Linked DNA regions of Homo sapiens: region 2 is linked to region 1. A link is a contact called in ENCODE Hi-C data. All regions are on one chromosome and are shown on one strand. Each heading gives the region's core, a stretch centred on a gene start or an enhancer-like site at or near the end of the contact. The rest is flanking DNA. Distances are from core to core; before and after follow the strand shown.

The links. A loop is a pair of places that touch in the nucleus more often than their neighbours do. Pooled maps may share reads with other maps.
Region 2: a map of PC-9 shows a loop between it and region 1 (11-fold over the local background). The contact joins two enhancer-like sites. A Hi-C loop is called at or near these places in 5 of 168 maps with a recorded cell type or tissue (Calu3, PC-3, PC-9 and 2 more) and 7 of 50 pooled maps.

The regions. Positions count from the first base shown.
Region 1 is chr2:163,345,787-163,351,666 of GRCh38, reverse strand. No RefSeq gene overlaps it. Among named protein-coding and RNA genes, the nearest start is that of FIGN, 390 kb to the left of the region's middle. RefSeq lists enhancers at 2,427-2,596, 3,089-3,688. Within about 2 kb of position 3,531, at least 33 of the 41 ENCODE cell types and tissues checked have a DNase peak (open chromatin) inside an H3K27ac peak, as active enhancers do; they include PC-3, PC-9 and endothelial cell of umbilical vein, where a contact is called at or near this core.
Region 2 is chr2:163,775,596-163,781,475 of GRCh38, reverse strand. No RefSeq gene overlaps it. Among named protein-coding and RNA genes, the nearest start is that of FIGN, 43 kb to the right of the region's middle. Within about 2 kb of position 3,060, at least 5 of the 41 ENCODE cell types and tissues checked have a DNase peak (open chromatin) inside an H3K27ac peak, as active enhancers do; they include PC-3, PC-9 and endothelial cell of umbilical vein, where a contact is called at or near this core.

The sequences.
Region 1 (5,880 bases), core at 2,282-4,781:
TTTCGAAAGAAATTAAGTTTGATTTTGAAAACAAAAGCATTTCCTTATTTTATCTAATTTTTAATATTTCTAATGATTCTTTGTCATTTTTTCTATTTGTTACAAGAAAGAGAAAGAAAACATAAAAGGAAATAATGAAAGAGGGAAGAAAGGATTAAAGAAAGGAAGCAAGGGAGGAAAAAAATATAGCGGAAGAAAGTCAGACCAGCGATTATATTAAGCAGTGGCAAATGGTATTCACCTTTTATAGGCTCTATGTTTTATAATGAAGATACTTCATTGAAACAATGATGCATACTTCAAGGGTTCCCTGGAGAGCAGTGAATCCTGTTTGGAGAGATTCATGAATATGTGCATTAGCACAATCCAACTGGAACTTGCCCTTAAAAAATGAACCACAAGAGAAACTGATCAGTTTTTGCTTATGTATATAATCAGAAGGTTATTATATTATCTCCCTCTCCACGGGAAAAGCAGATGCATATTTTTCTACCACCTCAGATGAGAAATGCCAAAGGAAACAACAATTTTTCCCCTTCTGTGATGTTCATTATGTGAAATGCACATGGAGACTTTTTAATACTGGGTCAAAAGAGCAGAAAATAAATGTAGATTCAATTTTTCAAAATTTTTTTTTGCATAAGATGAATCATAAAATAAACCTTTAAAATACACATTTCTGCCTTAACTTGCTGAAGGTCATTAATAAACTTGCACTGAGTTAAAAGATTGCTAGAGATTGCACCTATGAGACAAATATTTCAAAATCAAAGCTCACAAAAAGTTACATGTAACTTTGTGCCCTAAAGATGAATGAGGGACACATGGCAGATCTTGAAGTAGTAGTTTATTTAAAGTACAAAGAATTCCATGAAAAATATTTCTAACCAGCAGTTGGTGCCCAGTTATCATGAAAAATGGCAGATCACCACTAAGCTATTTACAATGATAAAGAGTATCTAGGTATATTTGCAGAATTTATCTGTAAGTTTTTAGCTCCATTAATTTTAAACAAAAGTGAAAGTATAAAAAAGAAGAAACTCAAAGAAATTTGATCATTGTAAAGAAACAACAGAGAGAAACTGTTGTTACCTAAAGACTGAATGGATATTGTTAAATGGTCACCTTCTATGCTTTGCCAAATAAAAATATTATTAGCAAATGTTAATTGCTGAAGGAAACTTGTTTTTTCTCTAGATATGGAGAAAATGGTACGAGCTCAGAAAACACCTTCTCTTATGCTTTATATATTGTTATTTTTATTATATGTTCTTTGCTCTGAATTTGACTATGTCAGTATTATCAGCACGTTCAAACATAGAGGGGAGAAATAATTGTCTTAAAAAATCACAATCATATTAGTGTTAAAAATGACTTAATTCCTGGCTGTCAATTTCTTTTTTAATGTGACAGTTAGTCATTTCTTAGGCATCTGGTAATGAATTGCCAGAAACGGTTTCAATTCATCATTTCTAGTCACCATATTCATGGAGAAAACTGTGTTTAAATTTGTCCATGATGTTCTCAAACTTCTGGATTCAAAAACTTCCTGGACATTTTAAGTTTTTCAAATGTGATTTGAGGGCCTGCACTATTTTCAGTATGTAGGGAAGGGCCAAGGGAACACTGTTAATTCGAGAGGGCACAATATTGTAGTCAGGCATTTAAATTATTTGTAACTTTTCACCAGAAGTCGTATTCATGTTTTGGAAAATTAGTACTTAGCTAAGCTCCAAGGAAGAAAGCATTTTATTTAGTAATAGTTCAAATAATGCAGTAAAAATGTCTCTCTGTGCATTTGAACTGGCCCTTGTGGCCTGATTCAGTGTTTTGCCCATTTTCTCGGCTTTTTGAGCTTCGCACTCACAAGAAATTGTACAAAACACTTAGCACTATTTTTTTCATAGCTGGTAATGGGGCTTTCACCGCACAAAGGCAAGGAAAAATTATTTGGAAAGGTGAACAGGCTTTTAGAAAAACTAGAAAACACTCCTCATACATTTTAGGCTCAGCTTTCTGCCCCTTTCTTGCATGTTTTAAATCTAGCCACTGGGATCCCTGAAATAATATGCTCCTTAATGTTAAATACTGAATATGATCATTCATAACTGGTCCACAAAAACAAATTTCAGAAAGAAGAATGGTGTTAAAGGAAGATGACTATTTACTGATAGTTTTCTTTTTGTGCCTATGTAAATAAAATATATTTATCGCTTTGTTTATTTATCAAACTATCTCAGAATTCACATATGCATCACCAAAAATGTGGCTTTCGGCTCTTTTTGTAAATAGGTCCTATCATAAAGATTTTTAGAAGTTTTATCTTGTACAAAAAGGCAGTTTTCATCAGCAACGCGGCCATCTGTTTAGTGAAAATAGAGCTAGTTAGTGAACTGCAGACTGTGTGTGTGCGTGTGTGTAGAGGAGGTGGCAGTGAGGGAGTAGAAGGTCAAAGGGTAAATTCCAATTGCTGTGACATATTTTTATGAGCTGAATCATACCCAGCTTTTAGCCTTGAAAGGGGAAGAGGATCTTAGAAAAGGGAAGTCACATGCAAGGGCAGGTCAGGAAAATCCTCAAGAAGTGCTCTTCCAAATTAGCTGTTGATTGTTCTCCAACCCGCCATATCCATCCGTTTGAATTTTATTTTATTGTCCCAGGACTTGAAAAGATCTGTTTTCTATTACGCGAAACCCAGTTCAAATTTGTGTGGCAAAATATACAGTTATCTTGGAGCATTTATTTCCCTTTTATACCTTTGATACTGTTCTCCTCGTTGGAGGGGATGAGGGGGTGAAGCCTCCTTGCAAGTGGGAAAGGAGGAGGAGACTACGCGGGAGTTCTACCCAGCACGAGGCTGACAAAGCATTGCTACCGCAGGAAGGAAAATGCTAACGGGAGCGGGAGAAAAGACAGGAGGGGCCCCAGGAACCAAGCCTCGTTAGAGACCCTAACGACTCCACCTTAGCCTCCCCTCCCTGCACCCACGCTCTCTGGCAAATGTAGAGGCTATTTCTGCTTTTTACAAGAGGTGCTGCCGGGGTGGGGAAAAAAGAAGAAGAAGAAAAAGCTGATGCTAAAATCAAGGAAGAAACAGCAGAAGGGTCAGGGGCAGCAGTCAAGGCAGAAGCAGCTGCCGTGGCCGGCCCAGCCACAGTCATCTCAGTCCCAGCGGCGCGGCAGCCAACAGCGGCCGCCGCGGCGACAGCCCGAGTGGCAACAGCTGTGGGGAGGCTCGACTTCTTCCCTACGCCTGTCCGCGCCAGGAGTCAGAGTAGGGAGTCCCTATCGCTCCCATCTTCTGAGCAAGCAAATTCTTCTCATTCCTTCACTCGCGCCTTCTCAGCGTCAGCTGACCCGCTGCTCCCTCCCTTGCTTCGGGGATTGGCGCAACTGTCCGCCCCCACCGCACCGAGAGGCACGCGAATGACACCCGGGGTTGTTCTAGTAGTAGTAGGTGGGCCTGCGGCTTCAGGAGTGCGTTTCCTGAGCCAGCCAGACCTGGGCCTCTTCGGCCTCTATCACCCTGTTGGCTGAACAAAATGCCCGAAGGCGTTTTGGTGGTGCGATTGCCAGTGACTAAACAGGACCTTAATTTTCAAAGTTGATGGGGACAAACCCAGGCATAACTGGAGAGGGTGACCATTTCCAAGGCGTTGAAAGAAGACGAACAAATTAGGCAATTTCAGTATTATCAGAGACAGCATTATGACCCTTTTTGTTGTAAAAGGAACATAAATGTAGCTACAGATTGAATGAAGTTATAGGCCATAAAAGGGCAGGAGAGAAAAGGGAAAAGATAATAGGCACTGTCCATTTGAGCCTGTTACACTTACTGTTTCAAATCTATTCAGCTAGTGTTAGTGACAAATACATAATTTACCGGCAATAATAAATGAGGGAAGGAGTAAGGATAAATATTATGGAACGCAGCTGTGTGTTTAGAATAGTGACAATTGCTGTTTATTTGCTTTTCACTTATGAAAATTACACAGGGCAAGGTCATATGTGAGACATACATCTTTATATTATTTTTTCTCATATTTTTGAAAGTTAGGGTGAGTGGAAGCATTCAACTTTATTTTCCTTATTTAGATAAGCAAATATCAACAAACCTTTCTTAAAAGTGTAGATTTCTTTCTATTAAATACTTAGGCAAAACTGATTGTACTTTTTTTTGGCATTTAGAGCCATCTTGTTTACCTTCAGTAAGGTTATCTTATAATGATTGCTAAATTCTATCCAAAAGCTTATAATATTTCATATACGTTAACTTTAGCTCTCCCATTAAATTATGTATTTCTTTATGTACTTGGGCTTTTCACGAGGATTTTAGGCACATTATTCACTTGCTGGAAAATTAAATTGATTTATGTTTTTCCTCTTCTGTTTTTAAGTATAAACTCTTTAAAGGCAAAACTGGGGGTTTCTCCATAGGCCAGAAACTACTAGACTCACAATGATCCTTATGTAGATGCATTTTTGGTTGGACCAAACAAATAAGTTAAACTTCAAATTTTCAGTTTGTACACTTAGGGTAACTGGTTTCAATTAAATGGGGAAACACTTTTTTTTTTTAATGTTAAAGAACTTAGTGCCTTAAATTTGAAGAGGTAATTATTTGATGTGGTAACAAAAGAATATTAAAGAAGTAACAGTTTATTTTGAAATTTCAAAATGCATTAATTTTATATTTTGATTATTTGAAATGGAGTGGAATATTTACAAGTAAGATTGTATAGTCACATTAATAAATGTGATCAAGTTATTAATTTATATTAGAAAAACAATTATACTACATTTAGATAAATTATTTTACATAAATTTCAGCAACACTTTGAAGCATTTTATAAAAATTTGAAAAAAATTTCTTAAAGACAAGTGAATTGATTGTCAGATAGATCATTGTAATGTTTTTTCCAATGTACTATTAAGGAATTTTTATAAAATGATATATAAGATTAAATACAAATTTATATTTCATTAAGAATATTTTTTCAATAAAAGAAGAAGAAGAAAGCATTTATATATCTGTGGTGAGTTGGGTTAATATAATTTTTGTGTCTGATTTCATTTAGATATTTTATATTTTTATTCTTTGATTTTAGGATTTTGGTGGTTTTTTTGAGGTTTCACTTAATGTATACATAGGGTTTTATCCCTTATTGTCTCTTTTCATTAGAGAAAAATCAAAGATTTATTGACTCATGAGTTGATCATAATTTGTTATATTATTAAATCATTAATCTTTTCTAGATACAGCAATATTGCATGAAATTCATATTACAGTATTTTTATAAAATAACAAAATGAAAAACTGATTCATATAAAAGAAACAAACTTTTGCATCACATAGTTTAAAAATATGCATCATTTAAAATGTAGACTAAAATTGTATTTTATTTCTTTATAGTCAAACAAAAGCTCTCTGAATGAAGATTCAGGAAGAGATTTCTCGAGCTTTCTCTAAATTCAAAGTGCCCTCTACTGTCAAAAAAGTGTACTGCTCTGGAAGAGAAAGTGACAAATCTGAAATCAAAATCTAGACAGTGAGAGACAGACGGAAGAAAACTACAATAGGTAATGGCGCTGCCTCTCAGCCCTGGGGCGATGCAGTTTGGAATGTTCCATCAGTAAATAGTTACGCTCCCCTTCAAACTTAAAAGTTACATTAAAATTATTTGGAACTTTATAACTGTTGCTAAACTTTTATTTTCTTAGTCTTGCTTTTACAATGAAATTTTACTTTGGTGTTAACATATGATTTACTGTAAAGACTTGAACAATGCATATTGTGGACTACCCGACTAAACTTCAAAATTATGCATACCCAGATGTCTTTACTCTTGAGAAGTATTATTTAGAGGTTCTTTATGTATA
Region 2 (5,880 bases), core at 1,811-4,310, 430 kb before region 1:
TTCTTCATATATCACACAAACAAGTAAACCCATTTATATAACTATCTGAAACATCTTTCCTAAGACACAGCATAAATGACACAGGATCTACAGAGCATTACAGGCATGGAGAAACTAAAGAAACATCCCCGTATCTTCCTGCCTGACCAAGAAACTCTACCTGCTAAGGTAACCTTCTAGAGATAATACTAGTTTAATTGGTAGATTTCTCTTATCATTCTAGAATTCTACACGTTTGAACAATTCCATTCCTTTGCCTTTTCTTGCACTATAATTGGCCACAAGACAAATGTTTGAACTGAAAGTTTTCTTGATTAGTCTTACCACATTCCTACCACAAATACACGCTCATATGCACACTAATACACACCAACACTAACAGGGCATCAGCAGCTAGAGCTTCATGCTACTATGCAGCAAAAATCTCTAGCATTATCTTATGGATTGCCCAGGTATTTACACGTCCAATCAAAGGTGAAGTTCATAGTCAATCCTATGAGAGAGAAGAGCAATGCTCTCAGTGGCATTTTGGAACTTCCACAACCTCATGAAAAGCTGTGAGCACAGCTTACTGTATGTTACTGTCAGGAGGTAAAGGGACTCTCTGCTGTCTCACATCGTCTACACCCTGATTTTGATGAGGAAATGTTGCCTAGAAAAGTAATATTATATCAATGGAAGACAGTGAATACAAAGATGTTTATATGGCAGATGGCTAAATATTTGTTGATTTTAACTGAGGCAGAGAAAGTCTACACTGGAAGTAACAACAAAGTACATTTTCCTAAAAGTTTACACATTCCCCAAAATATCACAAAGGGATTCTTTGGTATACCTCATCTCAAAATTACCAAAGTGATTAAATATAATCAGATCTTGAATCCAGGAATTTCACACTTTTCCTTTATTCTGCCACCAGTTTTTACATGTGAGGCTTGATTGTTGGCCCCTACCCGGCTTAGGTCTTCCAACTTTACCTGTAAGCCCCAGGGTCTTGCCTGTGGCCACTGCCCAACTGAGGCTCTGCTCCTGCCTAGAGCCTCTTGGCTTCAAGCCTAAACTCTGACCTGTTCTTGCCCTGCAGGTGTTTTGGCATTCCTGGTCTGACTTTGGAAGGAGTCCAGGCTTTCTCTGATCTCTGGGACACTTTACCTAGGCCACGTTCTTTGTTTTCAGCTACTGTAATCTTTTTCAGAATTCCATGAAACAGTTTCATTTTTGTTCCTTTCCTTTATAATTTGTAGGAATTAAAAAGTCATTCATGCATTTGTTTACTCAATCAAGCAAATATTTATTGAGCGAAGTCAAGGCCGCAGCACTGTTACTCACATGTACAGAATATGCTTTAACGGAACATATGGATTTTTTCCAAATTAGCTTTTTATGAACAAAAAATTGAGCTTATGTTACTTTAACATTTTTTATTGCACAGTTCGAAGTAAAAAGTAAAAACCTTTCAACAGCTACTCCCATCCCTTTGCCACAATCCTATTCCTCAGTAATATAATAGAAATTAGTGGTTACTCTGCAGCAAAAACTGTAAGAAACATATATATAGACCTTACTTTTCAAGAGACACATAGACAGAATTTATTTCTGTGCATTTCTTCACAAAAGAAAGTCTAGTAGTTGTGGAGTCACATATCTCACATGAGGACAAAGAATAAGTCGTATTATTTCACTTTTAATCAAAACTATCTCATTTCTTCCCACCTCACTCCAAATCCAATCCATAGTGCCAAAACCACCCTTTCCAGTATACGGTGATGAAATCAGGAGAAGGTTGAATGAAAGAGGTTCATTATGCAGAACTTGTCAGCCATACTAAGAAGAAGTAAAAGACGATTGGTCCAAGTTTACTTCATAGACGCTTTTAAATTTTGTTTTACCCTCAGAGTGTTATTAGATAGAAGAAATATCAACCAAAGAAAGCTGCAAAGACTTGAAGGGATTATATGGAATTTATATATGTGACAACAGTAGTCACCCTCTCCTCATGCATGGAACAGAATATATCAGATCTATGTACTAATATCTTTTAAAAAGTTTTTTCAGCTTTATCGATGTATGATTGATAAATAAAAATATTGTATCTATATTAAGGTATAATGTAGTGTTTTGACACAAGTTTGCATTGTGAAATGATTCCCACCATCAAGATAATTAACGTATCCATCACCTCTCATAGCAAATTTCACATATACAATATATTATTATTAACTATAGTCACCATGTTTTACATTAGATCTCTAGAACTTATTCATCTCATAACTGAATGTTTGTACCCTTTGACCAACAGCTCCCTATTTCCCCCACCCTTCAGCCCCTGGCCACCACCATTTTACTCTCTGTTTTTCTAGGTCTGACTTTTTTTTTAATATTCCACAATAAGTGGTATCATGTGATATTTGTCTTTCTGTGCTTAGCATGTTTCACTTAGCTTAATATCTTCTAATTTCATCCATGTAGTCCCAAGTGGGAGAATTTCCTTCTTTTCTAAGACTTAATAATATTTCATTGTTTATACATTTTATGTATGTATATACACACACACATACACACACGTGCATATATATAGTCAAAATTTCTATATTCATTCATCTGTTGATGAACACTTAAGTTGTTTCATTTATTGACTTCACTATTGTGAATAATGCTGCAATGAACATACTGATTTCATTTCCTTTGGATGTATCCCCATAAGTGGGATTGCTGGATCATATGGTAGTTCTATTTTTAGTTTTTTGCCAGCATCTTTTATTTTAGAATAACACTGAGTTTTGCTCAAGTGGCTTATTTGGAAAAAGTTCACTTGCCAATACAGAGATGACTCAGATTAAATTTGTCTTTGCCTTTTCACACTAGCAAGCTTGGAATATTCCATTTAAGAAAATTTCCTAAGACCTTTCATTAAACTCAGTGTGGCATTCTTTATGAGTAAGATGTCTTGGAATTTACATTCATTTAGCAAATACCTGCTGGCTACTAACCATGTGCCAGGCACTGTTCCAAGTGCTGCGGAGACCTTAGTACAAAAGAGATAAAATTTTCAGCTCTTCATGGAGCTTATGTTTTACTAGGGGGAGGTAGAAAAATAAGCAAATAAATATACAGGATACTGAGTGTATTGAGTGCAAATGAAGGGAGAGGAAGCAACTAAGATCCATGGCACGTGAGGGGCGAGAGTTTGCAATTTTAAGTAATGCAGTGAGGAAAGGCCTTATATCAGTGATCACATTTAAGTAAATACCTGAAAGAGATGAGAAAGTAAGCCCTACCAGTGTAGGAAAGAATGCTCTAAGCAAAGAAAATAGGCGATTCGAAGGGCACTGCTTGGAATGTGTCTGCCTTGTTCAAGAAACATCAAGAAGGCCAATGTGGCAATGGTTGCAAGGGAGCAGGTAAGGCAGGGATTTCTAGAACCTTGTATGCACATTGGATTCGCCTCTGAGGGAGATGGGATGCTTTGGTTGGCTTTTGAGTAAGAGTGACATAACCTAAGCAGTTTTAAAGAGATCACTCTGATCCCACTGATAAACCAAGATTTGGGAGTTGGAGATCCCAAAAGGTCGTTAGATTCCTAAGGGCCTTTTTGATGCTATGATTCCACATTCCATACTTTGAAGTGATATCCCAAGCACCTACCCAGTTCAACGTGAAATGACTGTTGAACAGTATTTTCAGCAGTCTGAGGTGCTAAAATCACAGTATTCTAAAAGGCAAGTCTAACATTAAGTATTAGAAAGTCTGAGATTGCCTAACTTTGACAGTGAGAAAGAGGAGATTAATTAACAAAAAATTAAGTATTATAGCATAAGTATTTGTATATTCACACCATATGTCTTCATGATTCAGAACGCAAGAAATCATTTGGAAATGAATATGGTGTGTTATGGTAGCCAATACTTGGAGAAAGGAAAGATGGGCAAATTTGGCTCTGAAAATGTTAGGAGGGATGACTTGAGTAAGTTTCTTAACCTATCTGAGTCTCATTTCCAAAACTGAGAAAATAATATCCACACGTTAGCATGTGAAGATTAAATAAGACATTGAATGGGAAAGACCCAATATGGAGTAAATTCTCAATACATGTTGGTTTCTTCCTTCTTTAGACTTGACAGAGATGTCAAATTTTGACATGAATATTTGACTAGGGTTGGAAGAGCAAGGCTATGGGAGTCTTTTCTATGTATACTTACTACAGACCAGATATTTTGATATGTCATTGAATAAAGAAGCATGTACACTGGAAAAAAAAAAAAGGTAAGATTGCATCTGCCCCTGGCCAAGTTGTATGAATGAGAAACAAAAATAAATGGTATTCTTTAGTAAATACAATCCCAACCGTAAATAATAAATGATAGTCTACAAGTAATGAAGAATTTGTCAAAATTAAAATTTAAAAATTTACTTACATTTTTGAGGACATGGATATTCAGGCACTTATAAAGAATTTTAGAATCAATCCCAGAATCCCTAAATTAAATCCAAGGGTTTAAATTATCATAAAAAGAACATATCAAGCCAAGTGTGGTGGCTCATGCCTATAATCCCAGCACTTTGGGAGGCCAAAGCAGGAGGATTGCTTGAGCACAGGAATTTGAGACCAACCTGGGCAACATGGTGAGGCCCTATCTCTACCAAAAAAAAAAAAAATTGTTTTAATTAGCTAGTCATGGTGGCATGTCTGTAGTCCTAGCTACTGAAGAGGCTGAGGCAGGAGGACCACTTGAGGCTGGTAAGTCAAGGCTGCAGTGAGCTGTGATTGAGCCGCTGCACTCTAGCCTAGGCAACATGTGAGACCCCATTTCTACCTTAAAAAAAAAAAAATAAATAAAATAAAATATCAGAGGATTTCAAAGATTACCACCCTTTGAAACTTTTTTTTTTTTGAGACAGAGTACTTACTCTGTCACCCAGGCTGGAGTGCAGTGGCATGATCACACCTCACTGCAACCTCTGCCTCCTGGGTTCAAGCAATCCTCCCACCTCAGCCTCCCAAGTAGCTGGGACTATAGGCACACGCCACCACTCCCAGCTAACGTTTGTAATTTTTGTAAAGATGGGATTTTGCCATGTTGCCCAGGCTGGTCTTGAACTCCTGGGCTCAAGCGATCCACCCACCTCGGCCTCCAAAAGTGTTAGGAATATAAGCATGAGCCACTGCGACTGGCCCCACTTTGAAACTTTTTAAATAAAAGGCAAATTAATCTCTAAAGAATATATTTGAGAGCAACAATATATACATATTTGTGACCTCATCGTTCCATTTTCTTCTCTGTTGTATCTGTTTGTTTGTTATTAAAGTTTTCTACTAAAATAACTGGGTTCCTTACATGGAGAGGTGACATCTAGAGAAATCAGTTTAGTTTAAATTGAATTGGCTGCTGTATGAAGCCTTGTAACATCATTGTCAGATGTACCAATAAGTCATTATTTTCAGGAATGACACTTACAATATGGTGACACATCCTATCTCCTTTGTTACAAAAAGGGGATAGTACAGGTGGAAAAGATAAACAAAGTCACAGAGGCCTCATGGTCAACATTAAAGTGATTTGACAAACAAAGAATAGCAGAAAGAGAAACAGCATCTCCTATCTGTTTTCTAGGCCTCAAAAGATTCATAACTTGATATATTCTTAATTCAGCTAGGAACTTTTACAAATTGAAATGATGAAAAACACTGCATAAATATTAGAATTCTCTGGTGGAAAGGTATGAACAATGAACGTGTTGCTGAATGAATACAAAGTACATAACACTTTGCAAATAAGAAGGCTGTCAAAGAAGAGAGAAATTGACATATATCAGAGGACCTACTGGACCTAAAATATTAAATATGATGAGTGAATAAAGACTATTTTTCTTGTTGCTTAG